2 separate regions of the Mus musculus genome follow, and region 2 is linked to region 1. The links are chromatin loops, found by intact Hi-C in ENCODE. Cell type or tissue: left cerebral cortex. All regions are shown on one strand. Each heading gives the region's core, and the rest is flanking DNA. Links, peaks and the distances in the headings are about the cores only.

The links. A loop is a pair of places that touch in the nucleus more often than their neighbours do. Peaks named below come from ENCODE experiments on the same cell type or tissue, not always from the same donor. Only the 100,000 strongest peaks of a DNase experiment are listed, where the experiment ranks them.
Region 2: it touches region 1 in a loop (2.3-fold over the local background); 3 of 42 quality-filtered maps call a loop at or near these places.

Annotation. Positions count from the first base shown.
Region 1 is chr9:27,767,275-27,770,077 of GRCm38, forward strand. No RefSeq gene overlaps it. Among named protein-coding and RNA genes, the nearest start is that of Gm39314, 22 kb to the right of the region's middle. In left cerebral cortex, for the core only: a CTCF peak has its summit at 1,801; DNase peaks (open chromatin) are centred at 447 and 1,720; H3K27ac peaks cover 592 bases.
Region 2 is chr9:27,643,453-27,646,255 of GRCm38, forward strand. No RefSeq gene overlaps it. Among named protein-coding and RNA genes, the nearest start is that of Gm30791, 130 kb to the left of the region's middle. In left cerebral cortex, for the core only: no CTCF peak of the experiment used is centred there; no DNase peak of the experiment used is centred there.

The DNA of each region.
Region 1 (2,803 bases), core at 266-2,765:
ATCATTCCACATAGCATTGCAGGGGAGCTATGTGCCTGCTCCTAGACTCTGGGCATCATTGATGTCTGAGACCATGCTTGTGTCTGGTAGCTACAGACTAAAGAAGGAAGGCATGTTTGACCTTGTAGCATTTGAAGTATGGCAAATGTGCCTTTGCTTGGAAAGTACATATGGGCCCGGGCCATGTGAGCAGCAGAGAGGCCCCAAGAGGATGTAGTGTAGAGAGGTGAACTTCCCAGTCCCAGCCCTGCTCCTTTGGCAGCCCAAGTTCTCCAGAATCTTCATGGTGCCAGCTGCCCTTTGCTTCCCACCAGCCAATGGCTATAAATACAGTCACATTTCCCACATACTGTATTTATGTTTCAGAAAATGTCTGCGTTGCATACGTAATAGAGGAGATATAATTATAATATTTCAAAACTGGCCAAATTCCGTGAAATATAAAATAACAGATGGCACCACACAATATTGGTGCGGTGTGCTTCGTTTAAATCATAACTGGGGCCTGAAAATGTTCCCATTTGGTACAGGGTGGTGATGAGAGTCTAAGTGTTGAGAGATCGGGGTGGGGTGTCTCCCTTTCTTTATCCTCTTGTAGTTTTTTAGGGATAATGGAGCTGTGGTGCTGTCCATGCCTAGGAGCCCCACGTCCAGCCTTGCTGACTCACCAATTGCAGGCATCCCAGTGTTTCTAGCTGTTAGCTGGATAGCAGAGGTGTGAGCTGTGAACTCAATTTATGGGTTAGATATTACCTGCCTTTTAGATACCAGTCCTGCTTACATGAGCGTTTATCTTCCACATGATTATCTATGTATCCATCAAGAGGTTCAGCTAAGTTTTCAGACTTCCAGATAAAGCACAACAGTTTCATTTGGACATTTCTGATCAGATGTGGGTTATGTTTTGACCCTGTATTTGACCCTGCATTTGACCATTGTTTTCTATTTTCTTTACCCAAAGTCAAAGCAATTTGTGATATCACTGACCCTCAGAGGTTCCTTGGGAACTGGAGTTTAATATGAAATCAGATCAGGAGGCACACACATTACTCTGGCACTTAAATCCCTCATACTTAGCAAAGTGGTTCACTCATTTGGACAGGTCAATGTTTGCATAAGTGTTTACACACAGCCCACATTCTACAAGTGGCTGTATTTTCCTCATTCTTGTGGCCACTTCCATATTACTGAACAGACTATAAAATATAGCAGTAAGTTTTTAGATCCCGTGTAGTCATAGGCACAATAAGCCATACATACCTGTTGGAGAGGCTCTGCCTGAAGGTGAAATCTTTCATGATTCAGCCTTTACTGAGTCAAAGGCCTGAAAAAGCAGTACTCAATGGAAAGAATCATTGAGTATCTGCCTTTAGCCTTCTTATGAGAAATGATTTCCAGGATTTCTGTTCATCACAGGTTCTTGAGAATCTGACTATAAGGAAACAGTTGATCTTTGGGCAGATCAACTTTAGTGGGAAGAGACAATAGGCTTTTGCTTGGCAGAGTGATGGATATTTTAATAATAGAAGTATTTCAAAGACTGAAAATCTCCCTCACAAGAGGTTGTAGATGTCAATAAGTGGATGAATCCATGCAATTATATCCAAATGTGCTGTGTGGTGAATGTAGAAAGGACACCAGAGGCTTGCTTTGCCAAGTGCTGCTAGCCAGCTCTAGCAGCTTGCTAGAAATATGATTTCCAGGCTCCACTGAGATTTAAGGAACCAGTAGAATTTTGGCAAGATCTCCAAGTGGTGTGTGTGTTTTAGAATCTGAGAAGCCCTGTTCTCCAGCACTCCCTCTAATGGACATGTCTATCTAAGCAAACTGAAGTTACCAAGAGCACATGACTACAGGTAGCCCCCAGCTCTCTCAGTTTTTAGGTAGAGTAATGACATGCAAGTAGGGTTAGAGGAGTCTCCTTGATCCCTTACTCAGAGGTGTTCATAGCACAATGGGGTTAAAATGCATTTGCCTTTCCTGTCAGACACTGTCCACGCTCTTGTCATCTAGGAAGGATTCTTAAATTCACACTATAAGCTATTTCTTTGAACTTTGCCATTGAATGACTCTATTAAAATGATAATATCTTAACTTGATGGGTAAAGCAATTATTAGCAATTAAGCTATTAATGTTAATTAGTGCATTAATTTACTATCAGAGAGCAAGGTTTACCATCTTTGTATCCCCACTATTTAGCATGTTGCCTATCAAACATTATTATATACTTTATTTACTATGTATAGCTTTTGGCAAATAAGAATTTGGGGTGACATTACCTAGTCAAATATGTTTTTCTGGAAGTAGTGGGCCTCAGACTCAGGATAATTCAAGAGATGGATGGGTAGAAAGACTCCACCCAGAAGAAGTTTTGAGGATTCTGAAGGCCTGGGGACCTGGATCTGGTCAGGGATAGAGATAGGGTATGATGGCAAGGCACTAAGGACTCACACTGCTACAAGTTGCCACCTCCTCCACAAGATGCATATGGTGAGCTAAATGAGCCACATGATGGTTATCTTAGTTACTTTTCTACTGCTTCAATAAGGCATCATGACTGAGGCAACCTACTGAAGAAAGTTCTTTGGGGTTACAGAGGATAAGACCATGACCATCATGACTGGGAACATGATGGTGGCAGGCAGGCAGGCATGGCTCTGGAGCAGTAGCTGAGAGCTTACATCTAGATTCATAAATGCTAGATAGATTCATAAAAGGTAGGGAAAGATAACAGGAAGTGGCATTCACTTTGGAAAAACTCAAAGCCCACTTCCAGTAGCATACCTCATCCAACAAGACCAC
Region 2 (2,803 bases), core at 80-2,579, 120 kb before region 1:
GGCTGGCACTATCAGAAACAGTTGAGATGTATTAGTAAGCAAAACAGACCACAATTTCTGCTCCTGTGGGGCTTATCTACTAGCAAGAGGAGATAAGTATCCCAAAATAAATGCAATAAATATGGAAGTATGCTAGTAGATTAGTAGGTGGCAAGTGTTATGTCTTTGCTTGGCCTGTTTTTTTTTTTTTTTTTTTTTAAAAACCAAAAACAAGTTGCCACAGACATTGTAATTTGTTTCACAACAGATGCTTATCATTCTAGAAGGAAGTAGAAGGCATTGGTTGACCATTGAGTCCCTGTGTCCTGGTTCACAGATGACAATCTTGATATATTCTTACATGGAAAAGGAAGATAGGGAGAGAGAGAGGGAAGGAGAGAGAGAGAGAGAGAGAGAGAGAGAGAGAGAGAGAGAGAGAGAGAGAGAGAGAGAGAGAATACTTCTGACCTAATTATCTTCAAATACTTAATATATTAGTTCTAGACCACCCTGTTCCTGTACTGCCCATCTGCAGGGATGTGGGACTATGCCAGCTCTAAGATCCTGCCCTTGTTTGCCCTTCTAGAAAGAAAGGCAAGGCATAGGTTACATGGATCAGAAGGGTCATACTTGGCAGCAGAGCTGCAGAACCACCCATCCTTTGCCAGAGAATGTCAAGTGAAGTCAGGCATAAGTGCTGGACATTTGCCATCCCAGAGAGTTGATAAAAATGCTCAGAAACCCAGATCACAAAGGATTGCAAAGCCATGGCCACTTGGCTGTTTTCCTCCTTAGCCAGGACTGACTGCATTTCCTTTGTGACTGCCTTTGGGGTCTTCCTGGCAATGTACTACCAGGGATTTTATTTCTGTGAGTTGTGGATGAATGCTGGTCTCTCAGTGAGCACTCAGCTGGTTTAGAGCAGGATTCTAGTCTGAAGCATCTAACTATTTTCTTTTAAGAGTTAGCCTATACCTCTAGTTTCTTCATTAAGCTAGAGTCATCTGAGAGGAGAGAATTCCAATTGAGAAAACACCTCCCTAAGATCGGGCTGTAAACAGGCAAGCTTGTACGTCATTTTCTTGATGAGTGATTGATAGAAGAGGCCCAGACTATTGTGGGTGGTACAATGCCACTGAGAAGCTTGGCATGTTTTTTGTAAGAAAGCTAGCTGCGTTTTGAAGCAAACCAATAAGCAGCTCTCCTCCATAGCCTCTGTTTTTAGCGTTTTCCTCTCTGCTTGGTTTGAGTTCCTGTCTTGGCTTCTCTCAGTGGACTGCAATTCAAGATATGTAAACCAAACAATTTCCTCCCAAAGTTGCTTTTGATCGTGATGTTTCATCACAGCAATACTAACCCTAACTAAGACACAGAGTATCGCAGAGTTAGGGAATTAAGACAGAATGGAAAAAACATGTGAGCCTCCTGTTTGTTGTTTAGTAATGCCACTTAAGGGAGAGCTCTGGGGACACAGAGTGATTAAGGATCGGTGGATGAGCGAAGGGAGGAGTTTAGCATGCAGAAATGTATATGGTCATAAAGTTCCTTACACTCATCATAGTTTTAGGGGTAAAAGTCTGGACTCCCTGGTAGAAGCATGTCAGTCATACAAATGATATCTACCATGTATGTTATGAATTGACTGTTGTTCACTGAGGAAGAGGCAGGAGGCAGAGTGCGGAGTACTCGATGTTTCAGAGGCAGCTCGGTGATGTCAAACATGCTTTATCTAAGAATCTTTTGGGTCGTGTGATAAGAATACCCATTCTTTTTTGTTGTTGTTTTGTTTTTTGGTTTTTTTTTGTTGTTGTTCTGTTTTGTTTTGTTTTGTTTTGTTTTTCGAGACAGAGTTTCTCTGTATAGCCCTGGCTGTCTTGGAACTCACTTTGTAGACCAGGTTGGCCTCAAACTCAGAAATCTGCCTGCCTCTGCCTCCCAAGTGCTGGGATGAAAGATGTGCGCCACCACGCTGGGCCTAAGAATACCCATTCTTAATGAGATGTGGTATGATAGTGTGTTTCTTTATTCTCAGCACTCAGGAGGCTGAGGCAAGCCTGCCTGAGGCCAGTGTGGGCTCAACACAAAACAAAGCACCAGTGAAAACCATCAGTATGTTCCACGTCTTTAGTCAATCTGTCCTTTACTAAGGAACCTGTGGATGTGTCTTGCCAACCGGCGCTGGGGATTCTTATCTATGGAGCCTGCAGTTCTTGGTACTGCAGATTACAATTAAACCTCGAGGGCTTTTGTAACTGCTCAGACTTAGCCCAGGGGCTCTGCCCTCTTCCATCTAGGTGGGGTTGTGCCCTGCAAGGTTTGATGTTCTACAGGTGTGTGCCATTCAGGCGAGGCTGCTGTGAAAACTAGGGTTTAGGTTTCTGTGTGGAAAAGCTGAGTCTGAATCTCTATCTCACACTGGACAGGAGCCTTCTGCCTGAGGAACTTCACTGCAGGAAGAAGAGTTATTGAGTCTGCTCAGCCTTGTGCATGGCTATTCTGGGAAGCTTACTCCAAGCTGGTGCTGGACACGGACCTCCCCAGCTGTAGGCTTTGTGGAGTGAGTGGACATCCTGGAGAACTTAGGGCCAGCCATTTCTATTTTCTTCCTCCCTCCCTCCCTCCCTCCTCCTCCTCCTCCTCCTCCTCCTCCTCCTCCTCCTCCTCCTCCTCCTCCTCCTCCTCTCTCTCTCTCTCTCTCTCTCTCTCTCTCTCTCTCTCTCTCTCTCTCTCTCTCTCCCTTCTTTTAAGGTCTGTCCCTGTCTGGATGAGAGATACGAAGAACATGTGGAGCTTATGTTATGCCACGGCCTAGCTGGTTCTATCT